2 separate regions of the Homo sapiens genome follow, and region 1 is linked to region 2. A link is an interaction called in ENCODE POLR2A ChIA-PET data of the cell type or tissue named here. Cell type or tissue: PC-3. All regions are shown on one strand. Each heading gives the region's core, and the rest is flanking DNA. Links, peaks and the distances in the headings are about the cores only.

The links. ChIA-PET counts read pairs that join two places held together with the same protein. Peaks named below come from ENCODE experiments on the same cell type or tissue, not always from the same donor. Only the 100,000 strongest peaks of a DNase experiment are listed, where the experiment ranks them.
Region 1: POLR2A ChIA-PET joins it to region 2 with 6 read pairs; 2 of 35 experiments call an interaction of 5 or more read pairs at or near these places.

What each region holds. Positions count from the first base shown.
Region 1 is chr3:175,256,619-175,266,699 of GRCh38, forward strand. All of the region lies in intron 4 of NAALADL2 (N-acetylated alpha-linked acidic dipeptidase like 2), which reads left to right. All of the region lies in intron 1 of NAALADL2-AS2 (NAALADL2 antisense RNA 2), which reads right to left. Among named protein-coding and RNA genes, the nearest start is that of NAALADL2-AS2, 9.4 kb to the right of the region's middle. In PC-3, for the core only: no CTCF peak of the experiment used is centred there; no DNase peak of the experiment used is centred there; H3K4me3 peaks cover 320 bases; H3K27ac peaks cover 1,869 bases.
Region 2 is chr3:175,152,814-175,162,894 of GRCh38, forward strand. The region is part of intron 2 of NAALADL2 (N-acetylated alpha-linked acidic dipeptidase like 2); the gene reads left to right. Among named protein-coding and RNA genes, the nearest start is that of NAALADL2-AS3, 43 kb to the left of the region's middle. In PC-3, for the core only: no CTCF peak of the experiment used is centred there; no DNase peak of the experiment used is centred there.

The DNA of each region.
Region 1 (10,081 bases), core at 2,970-5,469, 100 kb after region 2:
GTGTGCATATAGGTGTGTGAGAGAGAGAAGGGGAGAGGAAGAAAGAGAGGCAGAGAGTGTCACAGAAAGATGGCTTTTCCACATTAGAACATTTTAATTTAAGATATTTAAGAACAATATATTTATGCCCTTATTTCTTTAGAGAGAAAATACCTTAAGTCAGGTAACACTGAGTTTGTGGGACCTTAATAAAATTGGCATACTCTTCATAATGGTACCTATCTGGAATAGTAAAAAATGAGAACCACCCTGTGTTCATCTTATGACATATGTGAAACTTCTAATCTATTATCAAATGGACTAATTATCATGTTCTCTATGTTAGACAAGTATCTAGATGATTTACACCCTTTAGTGATTATTTTGTCAACTATACAACTACAGTTACTAACTGTGATCAGGATTTTAATTAAAATATAATTGCTAAGAGTAGCAGAATTTTGATTTATTTTATTTGAATGGAAGTTTATTAACACTCATCCACAGATACACTTATGTAATTAAGTTTCTGATGATGAACCAGCACAATAGACAGCCACTACTGCTCATTCTTGCTTCATTTCCTTTTTCTATTTAAAAAAAAAAAAAAAAAAAATTAGTGTAGTTATGTCAGCAAAACTCTCTGCTTCTGAAGATATATTGGATTTCTCCTCATTCAACCTTAAATGAGCTTTGCTAACTCCCAGGTCCAAAAACATTTCCAGGAATCTCTTGGCACACTCTATTAGGAAACTAGAGAACATCCTATGTCTGTTTTTTTTTTATTATCTTCCAATAATACTCTTATCCTTAAATCAGTGTTTAATAGTAGATTAGATGGGCCAGAATTTTAAGATACTCTTGAAAACAGAATATACAGTGATACTAAATTTTTGCTGGATAATTTTTAATATGTATTAAAAGCCTTAAAATAATCATATTTTAACCCAGAATTTCCTGTTCAATCAATGTATTCTAAGGTTGGGGTCAGGGTGGGGGGGCACACAGAGGTGATAAACATAGTAATGCCCGATGATGTGACAAAATATTAGAAATGATATATACATCCAATTTAGTATTTGAAAATCATGCTGCCTTTATACTGATTTTCTGAATATGCTATAACAATTTGATGTAAAGGAGAATATTTAATGACATGTAAAAATCCTCATAAATCAAAAAAAAGATCAAGAGAACATTTATAATAATTACAATACTAGTGATTTTATTATTGCCTATGAAGGTAACATTATTAATGACATGTGCTAGATAATTTTCTAAGCCTTTAAAAAATGTATTATATTAATCTTCAAAATAATCATATTGTTGAGGTAGGGACTATTATTATCTTCAGATTATAAATGGAGTAAGACACAAAAAGAAAAAGTGACTGGCTCAAAGACAAAGAGCTAGTTAAATGAAACGATGGGGCCAGGCGCGGTGTCTCACACCTGTAATCCCAGCACTTCTGGAGGCCGAGGTGGGCAGAGCACGAGGTCAGGAGATTGAGACCATCTTGGCCAACATGGTGAAACCCTGTCTCTACTAAAAATACAAAAAATTAGCCAGGCGTGGTGGCGGGCGCCTGTAGTCCCAGCTACTTGGGAGGCTGAGGCAAGAGAATCGCTTGAACCCGGGAGGCAGAACTTGCAATGAGCCGAGATCACGCCACTGCACTCCAGCCTGGGCAACAGAGGGCGAGACTCCGTCCCTCCGCCCCCACCACCAAAAAAAAAAAAAAAAAAAGAAAGAAACAATCAGGCTTTCAACCCAGGCAGTCTCATTTCAGATCCCGTCTTGAATGTGTATGTATACTTGCCTGTGTGGGGTGGAGTGGTGGGAGCTAGAATACATCAATAGATAGAGAGATAATTAAGAGGCTAAATTAGAATTTTTAGCTAGGATTCCATGATAAAGAAACGTGAACATTTCAAAGTTAGCTACCAAGCATCAATATTTTAAAGGAAATAATGTAAAATAGGTTAGACTATTAAACCTATCACTCATATCTGAGATAGAAAAGGTTTGGAGATTGTGGGGAGAGGATTTTATGAAGAGGAATTTTGGAGAGATTTATGATAAGTTCAGCTGCATGCCTGGTGACTGGGGCTTCAATGGAACCACATGGAGGGCTTAATGTATGTCCCCTGCAATGTGGGGGACGTGATAGAATGGTGTCTGATTTATCTGAGAAGCCTAAAGGTAAGAGATGGGTTTACTAAGCATTTAATAAATAAATACAAAAATAAATTATCTGTGTTGACATTGGCCTGCATCCCATGAGTAGGCAGCAGAAAAATAAATATGCATGCGTTTCCCATGGGTCAGTCATAAGCACATGTGACAGAGAGCCAGTGTGGTCTGCCTTCACGCCTGTACTGAAATTGCCACTTGTAATGGTGACTCATTAGGCAGTGACCAGCCAGATTAAAGCGGCATTTGTCTACATCAAGTAAATTGCAGTAGGTACTGCTTCAGTTAATTCACAAATGCCCAGGAGATCCAAAGGCAGCTTTAAACATCTGTGAGCCCCAGAACGTGTGGAGCTTCCATAGGACAAGCACAGTAACATAAGAAAAATCCTACCCACTGAACCTCTAATTTCTAAGCCTTCTCCAACAACAGATAGGTAAGAGTATAGTTAATACATTGGGAAGGAAATAACAGACCACACCCCTTTCCCCAAAAGCAGACCTGAGCTGGTGGAGGGGCAAGAAGATACGATTTTAAATCAAGAGTAGAATTTTGATCATGATGAGACTAGGAAACCTAATTACTTATTTAAGACTCTGCTAACTCAAATCAATTATAGGACTTTTATTATTAACAATAGTCAGAGGAATAGTGGGACAGTCCAACTTTTTATGTAGGTGTTTCAGGAAAAATGAACCTCTAGGGATACTTTTAAAAGAGTAATGGGAAAGAAAGTTCTATTGCTTTTGGTACATTACATGAATTTTCCTTGTTCAACCTACCAGTGACAAAAATGTGTGTGGTAGGGGCCAATTATATAACTGGTTAGATAGAATTATGGATAATTTCTACTTTTCCGTTATATTTTGCATTTCTAAATGTTCTATAATTGTTGTGTATTTATTTTGTATACAGAAACAAGCTTTTGAAAATTCAGGTTAAAATACAGCAATTATAATTTTTTCTAACCTGGCCGGTCATGGTGGCTCACACCTGTAATGCCAGCACCTTTGGATCACGTAAGCCCAGGAGTTCAAGACCAGCCTGGCCAATATGGCAAAACCCTGTCTCTACCAAAAATTCAAAAATTAGCTGGGTGTGGTGGTGCGCACCTATAATGCCAGCTACTTGGGAGACTGAGGCACGAGCATCGCTTGAACCCGGGAGGTGGAGGTTGTAGTGAGCCAGGATTTCACCACTGCACTCCAGCCTGGGTGACAGAATGAAACTCCATTAAAAAAAAAAATTCTAACTGTGCTCAGAGGTCAAATACTGAAAATCTTCACCAGTATATGATGGATTAAAACAAAGCAAGTTTCTTTGTATTTGCTACAGATAATATTTACATTATAAAACCCTTTGACTATATTTACAAAGTAGTGAGTTAGTGGTTTATCTGGAATAGGGCACAGCTATAAAGATCCTGATATCATTTTCCCTGATAATTTTCCTTCTAGGCCTATTAAATAAATTTAAAAAAAATTTCTGTGTAGAATGCCCCTTGAGACAGAGCCTTGCCACAAACTTGGCATTGTCTTCTAGAAAGAGGAGATAGGAGGTCCTCTCTGCAACCCTGTAATTTCCATTCTAGTCATCTCTTCTGTTTTCTGTGGATTGTCCCAGAGATTTGGGGGAACTCATTGCTGCTGTATCTTTCAATATACATTCCATTGGTAAGAAAAAGGAAGCATGTATTAAACATAGTTATGCAGCATGATTACGGCCCAATTTGCTTCAACTGTCCATCAAATATATTCTGGAGCTAAAATTCAGAAATGAGGTAAAATGTAATTCAGCTGGGTTGAAAAAGGCAGAAAACCAACAGACTTCTTTATGAATCAACAGTTAGTCATGATTCTAAATGAACATTTTGTCTGGGAACATGCAGCTGAATGAGTAAAGAGAAGTTCATTTTATTTTGGCTGTGCAGTAGTTACTAAATCAGCGTTTAAAAATGAATTTGGGAGGGAATCTCTACATCCGAGCTAGGGAGGGCAAAGGGGAAGCATAATTATGATATTAAATTATTAGATTATCTCTTGAAATGAGGAGAAAAATAATCTGCAGTCATGAAGGAGGAGATCTCATTGGTTTGATCATAAATACTAAGAATGTATGTAATTTAATCTCTAGGAAGAGATTGATGAGAAAATCCCAACATTGCAGGGTAGGAACTATGAACTGCAAATGGCTTTCTGATATGTGCTGTGAAATCCACATCTTGCTGCAGAAAAAGCATCGACCAAGTTCCCCAGTTATAGTTGTGCTAGTTTCCTCAAGCTGAAGACTTAGAGGAAAGGCTTTAGGTTCATTTTAGCTACGTATTTATAACAGTTTATTTTTTGGGAGAGTGCTTTAAATATTTAAACTTTTAGACAAACATTAATTCGTCACAATGTACTCACATTTCTCTCAGTGACAACCTGACACATAGTAAAACAGATACCGAGACCCTCACAAAATCCCAAACTGCAGAATAGCACTCTAGTATGGAAATTAATTTTATAAAATTCAATGAAAGCATTTGACTTTCTACTTAGGGTCATTTCTACCAGAAGCAATAATAACAAAAAGTTACTGTGTACTACAAGACAACTAGAAATCAAGGAAATCCCTCTGAAACATGGAGGTTGGGCTGTTGTCTAAATCCACAGTACATATCAACCCCCTTTCCTGTAGAAGCCAATTTTGTGTGCAGTGAAATTACAGATGAATATATATCTTGATTAATTATCCATTTGTGCATAATTAAATTACACAAAAAATCCAAAAACTCTATTGCTTTTTTTTATAAATGCAGTAATATGCATCACTACCTAGTACTTTCTGTAATATACTAAGATATTAGTCAATATTAGCTAGTTTTTTCATTATTCTTATATACTTTTTTATCCTTATAATGACAATTTTAAAGGGCCAGACATCCAAATGATTTTGTAGTTTCCTACAAATGAAACATTTTTGTGTATTCATCAGATAAGATTTATATTTTAATATAAATAGAAACTAGTATAAGCAAATGGCTTTTAGATATGTGACTTGACATCTACATATTGTTGTCCCTTATTGGGCCAGTGTATAACTTCAGCACTGCTTAAGTCCATAAAGCATGCTTAGACAGACAAGCCTTTGGAAAGAGCCTGGAGGAAAATGAGAGATAGGAAATGAGAATTGGTATTTGTTTGTACTTTCAAGTAAATTGCTTCTTGCAAATTACGGAGGAGTAGCATTATTTAAAGAAAAGCAGACTTGACACTCTGAATTTCAAACACAACTGAATCCAGAAAATAATTACATTTAAAATATTGAGTTAGAGGTTTAGTGAGAAAATATTTATATATATTGGTGATTTACAATCAATAGTTAATGAATGGACAATGGGAAGATCAATAAGAAATCCTCTAGTTTTGGCAGCTAAAGTTAATGCTGAGAAATATTACATTTTGATAACTTATTTTACATGAAGCATTTGCATACCTGTGATATTTGCTGAACTAAAAGTTTCATTTATTCTAGTTTCCTTTTTGTTTCCCTTAAGAACATTTGTTCAATCCAAATGATAAATGCAGTCAAAAGAATATTGTTTTATTTATTCTAATTATTAGAAACCAACATTTGCTCTACTTTTCTTGCGGTAGAAGTTGGTGGAACTCTATTTTTTGTTTCCCAAAAATAAAATCTGTAGATGCATTTAATTAGTTAGCCTTAAAGATATAGGGTGCCTAATGCAATGGGCACAAAAAAGGAAATCAATATTTAACAGATAAAATATTCATGTTGTGTGAGTGTGTGTGTGTGTGTGTGTGTGTGTGTGTGTGTATGAGCTGTATGTATGAGCACTGATATGGCCTAATGTAATGAGGCAGTGGGGCCAAAAAGATAGGAAAGAAGAGAAAGACACCTTTCCTATTGAAGCTTTTGATACATCATAATTTTCCCTGGTATGAATGAACTGAAGAAATCTCTTTAAGTGACATTCTATGAATATTTTACATGAAAACAAATCTTTAATTCAGTGTCACAAATGATGTTTTTACATATGATCTGTATAGGAAGGCAAACTTGCCTCTTTTTTTATTAAGACAACTTTTGAAGACATTTTATGAACAAAAATGAAAAGCAAACACTATCTTGGTACTTTAAAATAACATGCTTGTTCACTGAATAATTTAATAAGGCACTTCTTACCTAATTCTCAGAAGTAATTGCAAAAAAAAAAAAAACAAAAAACAATGTCTCCATCTTTTATGATTCTAAGACTCCAGAGCTGCTCCATTTGTCATGGACAACATGGTCAGCACTAGAATACAAAATTGGAAAGTAATAGTTTAATGTTTTGAAAGCTAAATCTGCTGCTGTTTTCAAATCAGACTACTTTCTGTTTTCCAATGATGGAAGTAAATTATTTTTAAATGATTTAAACCAAATATTACTATATCTACAAAGGGTATTTTTTGTTGAGATACAACTTCAAACATGGGTTATAATATAAAGACTTAAGACTGTGTCATTATTCTGCAATTTAGCAATCAAACTTTAAAAAAGTAAATTTAGAGCAAGAATAACTGAAAGTTTCAACTTCTATTCCTGTTTTTAAAGTATTTTCCATGGCTTAAAACCAAATAAAAGTGTGTCTACGAATCTTCAAAGTCTGTCAAGAATTGAATGCATAATTTAGAAGTCATGCATGTGTTTTGCCTACATGAAAATATAATTTAATTGTACTTTTGAACCATTTGAAAATTACGACATCATAGCAAATGGCATCATGTATCAGAAGGTTGATTTTCGCATATTTCTTATTGTAATATAGTTAGCATTCATAATCCCCATGTATGTATACAAAGTTAACAATATTAAATAAAGGTGCTGAGCATCTTGTTTTTCCTAATTAAATGTTATAAATTAAACAAAGTAAAATAGCAAGGAAGAGAGAGAGAAAACAGTGATGGAGAGATGAAGAAAAGAAGGGAGGAAGGGAAAGAAACAGCAGCTAATCCCTTCTATACAGTTCGCCCCCTAAAAGTACCCATGTTTCAGAAATATTTATATATATATTATATAGTACTCTAAAATTTAAAACAGTAAGCTCTAGCTATATTTTGGTCTAAACTGTTGGGCAATTACTTGGGCTTATCAATATAGATATCTGCTGTGGTGCTTTGTGGTAATACTGACCTCTTCTTTCACATTTCAGCTTTTCCCTCTTCCTCTGTATCTCGTTTAAAATGTCCATTTTTCCTCCTGTTGATAAGCTTCACAGCCCTTCCAATCTTCTGTACTGCTATCTGCTCAACTTGTAACTCATTTTAAATAGTGAAACACAGCATTGCAGGATGCAAGAATGGGAGAAACAAGCTCAATTTCAAGCTCTTCTACTTCATAGTTATGTGATCATAGAATTATTACTGAACCCCACTAAAGTCACACAAGTTTTTTCTTATTTTTTATTTTTTGGTTTTCAAAATCTCTACATTGATGACAAAAATACTCTCAATTCATAAGGTTGTGTGAAGATTAAATCTGAAAATGCATGCATGATAAATTCTTAATAAATATTAACTTTTATATATGAAGCCCTTAATATCTGTATGAGGTTCTAAAGAGAAAGGGCATGAATTTAATGATGGAGAAGTGTGACAGCTCACTCAAACATGCAAACCTAAACTGAAGATAATAATATACTTAATAAATCCATTACAGACAAAGTATTAGTCTCTCAAGACTGCACCTTTGTGTTATTCAGCACTAAGGATTGTGTTGGTGCTTTGTAGCGTAATTTGATCTTTGAGTTAAACAGAAAAAAAACTGAAGTCTTCAAATTGTTTTTGTGGAATAAAACAGATATAAATAAATGAATAAATTAATGTTAAAAATAAATATAACTTGACTTTAAATTATGGAGAAATATAAATAATGTCATAAGATGGTACATGCTTTAGATTTTTACATCCTTCAGTGTTTATTTTTATGCATATACTTTTTATTAAGGTGATGAAATTATATAATATTAGAAAAACAATATTTTTAAAAATTAGAAGTATATTACATTTATAGAATAGTTTTATTCTAATACACATTTTAATTTATTTTCCAAAGTTGAGATATCAAGTATGGTTCCCAAAAACCATATCACAAAATTGTGAATATCGTGTAATAGCCTACATCATAAAGTTGTGAAAAATAATTGAAATAATATAATACATGTAAGTACTCAACACAATGCCTGGCACATACTAAACATTCATCGAAAGTCAGCTGACATTTAATTTAATCATATGGAAAGATTTTATCAAGAACTATATTTTCTCCTTGGATTATATTTTCCTAGTGGTTACTATTCTATGGACTCAAAATGTAAGTTTTGTCATTTGCTAAATGGTAGAACCCCTGCTCTGTTTGTTTTAAGTTGAAACTCAGGACTTCAAGGCTTAGATTTATTTCCGGAATGGTTATGACATTGAAATTCTAGTTCATTGTTTTCTTATGTATTTCAGTTTACAATATCCTAAAACTGACTTTGTGATTTAGCATAGTTACTTTCATTTCTGCATTGATATTTCATAGGTAAGATGGTGCTTAAGAAACAAACAAATAAATAAACCCTTAATTCTATACCAATAGAGTTTTAAAAGAATTAACTTGAGGTCTAATTATTAGTCACTATATATATGGCTCTAAGTTCTCGCTCATTTTCTCTTTTTGTCTGACTGTCTCTTGATAAATATTGCTTAATTATTATTACTATCTTGCTTAAGAACACATTGCTAAGGAGCATTAGGCAGCAGTTTGAATTTTACTATCTGTTACTATAAAATATGTGGAGGCAGAATTAAATTACTTTTGGAAGGAAACATTATTGGAAATTTAATATCTGTTTGGGAAAAAAATACTTCTCCCTAAAACTTTTGTAATTAAAATTATAACTGCCCAACGTATATGGTTTTGAAATCAATCAATGTCTTATTTTTATAACAAATTAGCCTGTAATAAGCTATAAAAACTTAAATCTATACAAACAGAAAATATTTTCAATTGAACTTTGAAAACAATATGCACTCAATAAAATATTATTTTAATAAGTAACTGCTAATATATGTTAATTTATTATCCTCATGAATATTCATTAAATTGCTTTTTAACTGAAAATATATATTTGCTGTATTTATGCAAACACTATTGGGTTTATAGATCATATATATTATAGTTAAGAATAAAGCTTTTGTAGTTTTAATATCGAGCAGTTAAAAAAAGCCTTTATATTGCAGGTAAAAAAGGTACTTCTTATTTACTAGATTTGCATTTCAAAATTTCATTAAGTCTATGTAATTTTATTTTGTATATTTTCTCTCATATTGCATTTTAGAATACACCCGGTAATCTCATTTATTTTAAATATCTTATGAATTTTCCTAAATTAATATATTCATAGTTACTTGAATATTATAACCATCTAACATCTTAATTATTTAAATATTTTAATCATCTAATATTTAAATTTAAACATACAACACAAAATTTTAATCAATATTGGAATAATTTTACATTTTAAATCAATTTTTTATTAAAAAATTAGGAAAGGTCAGATTATATAATCTAGAAATATACATAGTACAATAGAAGACTTAAATTTTGCCTAATATTCATAATTAAGGAAGAACCACCAGAAAATCCTTTAGATAAAGTTATATTTATTCTTCAAGATTTAGTTCTAATTTCCCTTTTGTTTCAATCTAAATCTCATTACTTTGTTAGCTTGTTAAAATGACTATTCCCTACCATTCAGTGAAGAGCTAGTGTGCTTGGGCTTCATAAGTAGATAAAATACTCCTATTAAACTCCTTTTATAATTCTTATACAAAGATAATTTTCAGGAAGTTGTAGGGTAAATTTCGTCATATATAAACAT
Region 2 (10,081 bases), core at 2,880-5,379:
GGAGAATTGCTTGAACCCAGGAGGCAGAGGATGCAGTGAGCTGAGATCATGCCACTGCACTCCAGTCTGGGCGACAGAGTGAGACTCTGTCTCAAAAAAAAGAAAAAAAAATTCTAATGTATCTAAATATGTTCCCAATAGAAGGTACCCAGAGAAGCCATGAAACTTTATTATAAAATAGAAAAATTACACATTCATAAGTAGTAAATAACTTCTAACATTGATATGCATACCTATCTCTTATATTTTCATATTTCTTATTTTCTCTTATATTTTTATTCTTTGAGAACCTGTATGTCTTAGTAACAGGAAGTATACAACTTACCTCTTAAAGATCTACCTCTGACATTTTTCTTGCTGAATTGCTCAAAACCTTAAAGGTTTACATGTTTCAAATGGTGTCTAGCCTTTCCAGCCAAATGGAGGGAGAGATAAAAGCCTGCTCCTCCCAGTCTCCAGCTGCTGTTGCTTTTCTGTACTATGTCATGTCAGTGTTGAAGATGGGACTGCCCATCTAACAAATGATGTTCTGTGATGCAGTGAGGCCTACCTTACCCACAAGCAGTTAAGGTCAGCTTGATTCCATGAAAGGACACTGCACTGTCTCAGTTGGAGGTTGCCCTGTGCATGGTCTTAAAGGATGCAGCTCTTCATATACAGTTTTTTAGTTCACATATGAAACCTTGTCCATGGGTCCCTTTCTGCTGTAGGGACACTGGGCCAGCACTGATCTAACTTTTCCCACATTATAAACCCCAAATTACTATTATGAATACATTTTAGGGTTCAAGTAAATTTAAGTTTTAAACAGTTTAAACAGAATTTTATGCTATATTGATAGAAGAGATCACCACTCATTATGTGATATCGAAAAAGTAAAGTAAGGAAGAGCTATGTTAGTCTGGCCCAGTCTGACTGAGCAAGGCAAACTCCTGGTGTCATTTAGTTTATTGGCATGTAGATTACTGAAATAGGGGTGGGTTGACTTAGGCCTTGGAAGCTTTTTCACTAGAGTGAGTATACTGCTGATTGCCTGTCTTTCAAAGAGTGAGACTGTCATTGATTGGTTGGCTTTCAGAGGTCGTTCACTGAAGGGAGCTTTTATTAACTGATTAAAATTTTAAAACCAGTTGTGAAACTGTAAAGCAATTAGACTTTTTCTAAACATATGGGGATTTAAAAAATTCTCATCTTTTTCCCCAAAATGGAACTTTTCACTTGATTTATAGGAACTCTTTTGAGGGGATTTACCCAGAGTTTACTCAAAGTGACTCCTTCTTTGAAGTGGTGGCCAGTGTAACTTAATTTTCTAAATGATAATTTCTAGGTGATTTCAACATGCATATACCTATTTTTCATATCTGAGGCTGCCTTTAATGATTTCAAAGAGATTTTCTGGTACCTTTATCACTAGAAAAAAATTCCATGAAAACCATATATCATTTCTGTTGCATTATCCTACTGGACTATGAAGATTGAGCCGATTAATTATAAGCATAATAATATGGAAAATTATCTGTCTACCCAAAAAAGGTAAATCTTAATTCTTATAGAGACAACACACTGTTTAAGTTAAGAGCATAGATTTTAAAGAACAGATTATCTGTCACCTACTTGATAGGTAACCTTGAGAAATTTATTTAATCTCTCTTTCCTTATCTGTAAAATAGAAGTAAAATATTACCTTTTTTATTGGGTTGTTACTAGGATTACATAAATTATTATCTGAAAAACATTTAGGACATCCTAGTACATAGTGCTATGTAAGAACACTGTGTGTATACTTGCTTGTTTTCATTATTAATAATATCACAGGTTTTTAAAGCCATTTTACTTCTGGATAGTTGAGAAGATAGGAAAAAAGCTTTTCAACTTGTCATCGTGTTTGCTATATTTTTCTTACTTCTGAGGAATTAATGATGGATGTCTTTAGCACTTAAACTGTGAAGAATTAAGAATATAGATAAATTAAACAAAATATAGCAGAGGGAGCAAAATCTCAAATGTCTATTTACTTCTGATGAAAGCCACTGTTTGAAAGGATTTGTAGCAAATCACAGTAATGTCTTTACTCCATACCCCTGTTATTTTAAAAAATAAAGGAATTTCAAAATGGACAAGAGCAAGCTTTAGTTAAATACAAAGGGAGAAAATGTCAGAAAGAAGAGTTGAAGGTGTGTGAAAAAGTGAAAAGGATTCCCTCAGATTTTGTTCTCATGGGGATATTACAAATTGACTACATTCGTATGACCTTGAGGGTTTTAAAAACCCATCTCAGTCAGTGGTCCTCCACTCTAGCTGTGTGTAACAAACCCCTGGAGAGATGACAAAGCATAGGATGCCTGAGTCCCACCTCAGGTCTCTGGGGCGGTGGGGCCTGGGTATCAGCAGTTACCATGAGAGTTTCAGAGGTCTCCAGAAGAATATAAAGTGCAACTGGGGCTGAGAATCACTGAAATATTCCAGGTATTCCTTGCTAGTGAGTACCTGTTTTGTGTAACAGCTGTAGCAGTTGCCCCTTTGACACATTCTTCTTCACCAGGTGTAACTTGTTTGCCTAAAAGTTGGCACCGGTCCTGTCAGAATCAAAGTGACAAAAACCAACCTGGCTAGCAAACCAAAGCTACAGAGCCTTCACCACAGCAAAACTAGTTCAGGAAGCTTCTGGTAATAAGGAATGGGAGAATAAGATTAATGGCAATCTTTATGTTGGGAATTAATTCATGGTACTTTAAGTGGATAGTGAGGTTTTCTTGTCTTTTTTTTCTTATTAATGATCTTTTTCTATTTGCTTTATGCTATGTCTTGAATACAGCTATGTATGTGTGATTATTAGCCATCCTGTTTTAATAAATAGTTTATATTTCTGTAGATATTTATGACTATTACATTTAGAATATGTAGCCAGTGTTCCCCAATAACTGGGCATTGGAATCATCTCAGAGGCTTTTAAAAGAGACAGATCTTTGGGCCTCATCCAAAGCGACTGAATCAGAACTTTGGAGGTGTAAGACAAGCATTGTGATGTTTTTTAAACAAAACTCCCCACGTAACGGTAATGTCCATCCAAGTTTGAGAACCACTTGTACAAGAGATGCAGATAAAGCACTGAGAAAAAAACAAATGAGATGTTAAGAGGAAGAGGAAAAGTAAACAAGTGCTTATTAAAATTTAGCAAACATTTTGAGGAAACAGTAGAATATATTCTTACAGAAGAAGTTTAATGTCTCTTTGAAGGTGTTTATTTCCAAAGTGGTAGGTAAAATTCAGATCTGTCAAAATTTAAGGAGGTGGAGTAAATGACCCTTTGAGTTAGTGTTAGACTAAGGATTCTTATTTTCAAATTTAAATGGTTGTGAGGGAGGAACAAATACTTATTCTTCCATATTTGAAGCTATCCCAGAACCTGAGTAAAATACTGAAGAGAATCATGGATTTAAAATGAGACCAGAATGCTTTTGATGCATGTTAGATTTCATGTTCTTTATTCTCAGACAAATCTTTAGATAAATAGCTCTACTACCTCAGTGTAGATAGTATTATTAATGTTTCGCATGAGTGAAGTTCATTATTCAAAGATGAAATATGTGATTAGTGTATATTGAATTCCTTATGTGATCAATGATTGATTATGCTTATTATTTCCTACATTGCTTTTTTATTTGAACACTATGTTGAAATAATACTCGTCACAGCTTTGAAAGGTATAAAAAGGAGATATTCTGCAATTTGGTATAGTAAACTAATGTATCCTATATTTTTGTTATTTTAAAGTGACATTTAATGATGAAATACTGATTAAATATTATTCTTTATTAAATTACTAAATTTGTGGTAGAAAAAGTAGTAGATTGTCTATCCTTCAAAAATGCTGACCCTCAGAGGACTTCTGGAACTAGCTCATCTAGCAATAACAACTTAGAACTTCTCATGGGATTGTGGGTATCACATACATAGGTTTATACAGCTGACCTACAGAAAAGTGGGGAAGAGGTACCTCTAGACCTATTGTGTTCAAGTTAAAAAATAGATGTTTAAAATTAGCTAACCTCTTGTATCTCACCTACCTGGGTTCAGTATAAAAGAGCTAATCAAGTCAGGTCGAACATATTGTCTTAACTCCATGATGAAGTTTCTTTACATAACAAAGCCACTGCCACCGAGTCACATTCAGCCTCTGTCTCTATTTCTTTCTCTTTGTTTTTAAAATAGAAAGGAAAGAAATCCTAGCTTTCAAATCACCTGTCTTCTTTCAGTCTTTTAGAAAGTTTGGAAAATTTTTAGTATGTACTTAGTTAAAAAAAAGTCATTAAAATAATTTTTTAAGCTAAAGTTATAAAATTGAACATACTTATATTAACCTTGGAACTGTCTACCTCCAGTTGCGCCTGTGTATTCTATCATGAGGATAGGAAAAGATTTTCTAAATCTAAATAAAATACAGCATGAACTGCAGAAGGCAGCATTTTGTAGTTGTAAAAGCTGGAATTTTAAATTAAATATGAGTTCAAATCTTGCTTAAGTATTTTTTCTATTTTACATATCTTTCAATTCTCAAAACATCAGTTTTATCATTTGTAAAATGTAAAGAATAATACCAGTCAGAGTTGCTGTGATTAACAGATACAGTATTTGTAAATAACCTGACACACAATAAGCATTAAGTAATAAATGGGCATTATTCATGATTTTGTTGTGTATATCTGTAAAATTTACAATTAAACAACTCTGAATTAGCCTTCTTATTAGGAAAGGCTCTAAGCTTGATCTGGACATCTATTCTTCCATCCACATTTGAACAGTAATGTCATAGGATCAGCCTGCTGTCACTTACCATCTATATAGCCACAAAACCTAGCTGAAAATGAAGAGAAACAAGAAATCATGCCATTAACTGGGATTTCCCAGTTGATTGTCATCTCTCCATGTTTAACTAGAAAGTTATCTCGTAGAACAGTGTCTATCCTTTCAGACAGATGTAATTCAATGCATTTCCAGATGGTGATTAACAGTTTCCTAAATAACTCACAGGACTGAAGTTGATCAACATACAGAATTCATTTCCTACCTGGTCATGAATGGACTATTCATTTAATTTATCAAAATCTAATTTTCCTGAAAAAATAAAATTAAAAGTTCATTCTAATACTCCATGCACCAAAACCAAAGGAGTTCTAGAAAAGACTTATATAACTTTTTAAGATTTTTATTAAAGAACTTTGTAGACGAAACATATTCTTCCCTTACCTAAATCTCTTATTTTTTGAGGAGTTTTCTTTAGACATGGAACCAGAATCTAGGTAGAATCATTTATTTCTTCAATCACCAAACATTTGTTTTGTGCCTATTATGTGTAAGGTACACTCAGAGTCTAGCTAAATCATATTCAATATTCCATATCACAGTGCTTTAGGCACATTTCAGTAGGGTTACGGATTTTTTGCCCTCATTTGGCGATCAGAGAGACCATTTCTATTTCAAAATAAGACAATTTTCACCCCAAGTAGAAAAAGCAAGGACACTGTGGTTTATAATATGCCATTTAGCACGAATGTTACACTATTTTGAATTGGTAGCTCAACAAGTAAAGCCATCATCAGGAACCCAAAACTTGATGATACAGTGCATTTTTCAGGTAAAGAGATGCATTGGACCTGTTTGAAAATTGGGGAATAGAACTTTTGGATTCCATCTTTACTTCAAAATATTTTCTCTGAATGTAGTTTTGTAATCAGGACATATCAGAAGAAAAATAAGTGAAGTAAAAAATAGGGATGATATATTTGGCTTTATAAAGTATTTTGATAATTTTCAGAAAGCAAATCACACTATTTTAAATATTTTTGTCTTCTGAGCTCCAATGTTTAAAATATAAATGTAAATAGCAATTTTTTTGCAGTGAAGATTTTTCTGCCAAGAAAAAGGAGCAAAGAGAATTTCTAATTGAAAATTAGAAAAAATAGGAGAAATAGAGTTCTTGAAATTGTCAGAAAATATGAATAAAGTTAAATGTTTGAAAGTATCCTAATTTGATAATGAATATATTGGAATGATCCAATTCTGAAAAATTATATGCTTATTGAAAACAGATTATAAAAAGAAAATTTACTAAACTTTCACTTTTAGCCATTTTCTATTTTTGAATATATGTTAATCAGAATGAACATGTGATAAAGTCATTAGTGAATTTTTACATGATTTTTTAAGTTTTAGAAATCAAATTAAGAGATAAAGGAAAAAGCATATTAATTTAAGAATTCAATTTGGATTCCAACAAAAGCATATAAATTCAGATCGATTCTTTTAGCTTAATAAAGATGGATGACTAAATTATTTTAGATGAATGTGTTCTCAATTTTATTTTCAGACAGGCAATTAGCTACAAGTGCAATGAAAAAATCAGCCAATCATATCTGCAAGATTCTCACAAAAGTGTAAACAAGAAATCTTAAAGGAAAGTCTTGGGTTTGATTGATATCAAAACTACAAGGACCAACTTAACCAGAATTAAGTATATTTGCAGCAAAAAGCAGCTGATTTGAGTAGTGTGTGTGTCTGAGCCTATAAAGATACTCCAAACAGGAATTGAAACTTTATTAGAATTGTAGTCAAGTTTGAGAAAGAAGGGTTAAGAGTTTTGTTTTGCATACACACATATCATAATATACATATTTGAATTTAGCCTTCATGAGATTTTTGACAGGAAGTGAAATAATTTTGTAATCTCTCAATATTTTCATAATTTTTAGTGTCCAATTTATGCAGTGCATCTGGGATAACACCAATGATTTTTCAAAATCTTTTATAGGTAGTTCAAAGCTGTTGCATAAAGGAATATTTTTGATTTCTTGAAACTACATGGGACTATTTGAAATAATGAATTAGTGTAGTACCTAAGTAGTTTTGTGGCAGTTTTGTTAAGATTATTGAAGTAATAAAAGATGTAGCAAATGATTTCCTTCCTTCCCTCCCTCCCTGCCTCCCTCCCATCCTTCCTTCCTTCCTTCCTCTCTCTCTCTTTTCTTTTTCTTTTTCTTTTCTTTCTCAGAGTCTTGCTCTGTTGCCCAGGCTGGGGTGCAGTGGCAGGATCTCAACTCACTGCAGCCTCTGCCTCCCAGCTTCAAGCAATTCTCCTGCGTCAGCCTTCCTAGTAGCTGGGATTACAGGCGTGTGCTACCACTCGTGACTTTTTTTTTTTTACTTTTAGTAGAGATGGGGTTTCACCGTGCTGGCCAGGCTGGCCTCGAACTCCGAACCTCAAATAATCCACCCACCTCAGCCTCCCAAATTGCTGAGATTACAATTGTGAGTCACTTTGTCAGGCCGCAAGTGATTTTCTTGAAATTAAAGTGATATTCACTTGCACATAGGTCACCAGTACAGTGGTAGTTTTGATTATATAATAAATTGTTCCCAATATTAGCTACCAATTTTGAATTGATCTTTTGTTTAAATTTGTTTTACAAGGGGCTAAATATAGCAATTGTTTACAAAAGGCTTATAAGTAAAATTTTAAAAATATATATTATATGTGTATCTTTTCTTTCTTTTTTTTTTTTTTTTTTTTTTTTTTTTGAGTTAGAGGTTTGCTCTTGTTGCCCAGGCTGGAGTGCTCCGCAACCTCCACCTCCCAGTTTCAAGCAATTCTCCTGCCTCAGCCTCCTAAGTAACTGGGATTACAGGCATGCACCTCCACATCCAGCTAATTTTGTATTTTTAATAGAGACGGGGTTTCTCCATACTGGTCAGGCTGGTCTTGAGCTCCCAACCTCAGGTGATCCGCCCGCCTCGGCCTCCCAAAGTGCTGGGATTACAGGCGTGAGCCACTGTGCCTAGCATGTCTTTTCTTATAAAAATATAAGCAATACTTAATTGCTTATCTGTAAGAAATAATGATTAATCCAAAATATTTGTAACAAAGATAAATAATTATAATCTGGAATAGTCTCTAAGAGTTTCAAAGTTAAAAAAACTTTCACCATTTCGGGAGATATCAAATTTTTTGAAAAAGAATTTATGCCAACTTGGAAGTTATCTTTTTTCTTATATTTTTTCAGGAGTAATTCATGAAATTAATATTTATTTCCAAGGATTAGCTCTGTATCAGTATATTTGTATTTGTATATTTAAGAAAATGATTATAATAAAACAAAATGTATCTTGGAATTCCTATTTCGGTGGGATAGTCATTAAGTGAATTTAGTCAAATATGTGCAAAAATTTTACAAAAAAGTACATATGGAAGCATAGAACTTCAATTACACCGCAACCACCAAAAGATAACCGTAAATGATTATCTATAATCATTTCATTGTAATGAGTTTGGTTGTGTCTGTTCTTCATGGCTTTTACAGTAATGATTTAGGCATCATAGATCTGATGAGAGTCCAGGTTCTTGTCTGCAAGCAACAGAAGCCAACTTTTGCTAACTTAAGCAAAACAGCAACAACAAACATTTACTGGACAGATAATAAGTAGCTCACAAAGTCAATGTGAAGACTGCAAAACAGAAAAAAAAAAGATTGAAAGATGGGTGTGGAGGAAATAAAAACTAGGATAAGGGTTAAGAAATGGCCACACGAACTATTTTCTTAGGATATCACTACTGACTATGCCAGGAATGCTGTAAAGCTATGCCATAGATAATTATCGAAATAGCTCCATGTTGTTGCACCATTGTCTCAAGACTAAAATTCCCAGAATGGAGCAGGGTAGGAGTCAGGGCAGAGGATCCAGGTACTTATACATCTTCAACTTCAGTAGTAGATATAGAGTCTGTTTTCCACGAACTGTAAATCAGAAACCAACCCCCCCGCCCGTCCCACCCTAAGAATGATGCTAAGATGTTAGACAATAACAAATGTGCATCATATAGCAATTACTTTTTTTGGTTTGCCCAAACTTCTATAGCAAGTAAAGTGCACTGGTTTTATATTCTTCTTATAGTCTAATTATACATTATATTGCCCTATCATAAGGAAAGAGACAATTAATGACTTGGCGGTCTGTGTCTGTCAATCAATTATTGCAGTCATTCTGATGGTGTCTGTATACATGCTGGTAATAACTAACAACTGAAGCAGTTTACAACATCTTTCTCATAACCTGAACTTCTAATAACATTTTAACAATTTTTTTACACAGTCATATCTGGGTGTGACTTTCTTTCGGAAACCTGTCTTCTGTTTTATCACAGTTAGAGCAATTGGAATTTCACCTTGTAATCTTCTAAGCTTTTACTATTCAGGACTGTTAGATTTTGCTGCTGTTGAAGGCCTTATATTAATTACAAGGTCATAATCTTCAAACAGATTTGGTGTGAAATATAAACTGAGTTTTGGGTAAAAGGCTATTAAATTTCTCCTTCTCTCTCTTTCTTAACCAGGAATTAGTATCATATTACCTATCCCCATCAATTAAATGCCTTGACTTTCCCTTTTCCCATGAGAACCCACATTTTATTTATCCACAATGTTGTGTATACCTTCCCCCTTCCTCCAGCATATTTAAAATTTGCACTGCAATAGATTGTGTTGTCTACATAGATATCCACAATAATGCAAACTACAGGTTGAAGTCGTATCAGTATGTTTAATATTTTATAAATCAAATAATGTTTAAGAGGCAGTGTTGTGGAATAGAGATGGAGGTATCATTTGCCATGTTTATGAAAAAATACCAGAAGTTCTTATTTTCTTCAGCTTTGATTGATTGCGTCTCCTTCTTGTACATAGCTAATACAAATTATTTGTGCCTCTTGAGTATGTAAGATGAGCCTAAAGTTGCACTACATCCTCATACTGTTTGCAAACTCTCTAAATGATTCTTGCCAGGAACCAGCACTCATGGAGAAAGTTAATATTCCAGGATATTCAAAGAAGTTGATTTGATTTCATTTTCAAAGGAAATTTTGTCAAAGTAAAGCTATAAGATAGGCATATCTTGAAATTTGTTTGTTCATATTAATTTGTATGTTTGATCCTTTGTTGTCTTTTCTCTCTTTAGGCAAACTGAGATACCTGTGTATTATTTAAATATTTTGAATCAAATATTTGTGTTTTAAGTTTTAGAACATTTTCTG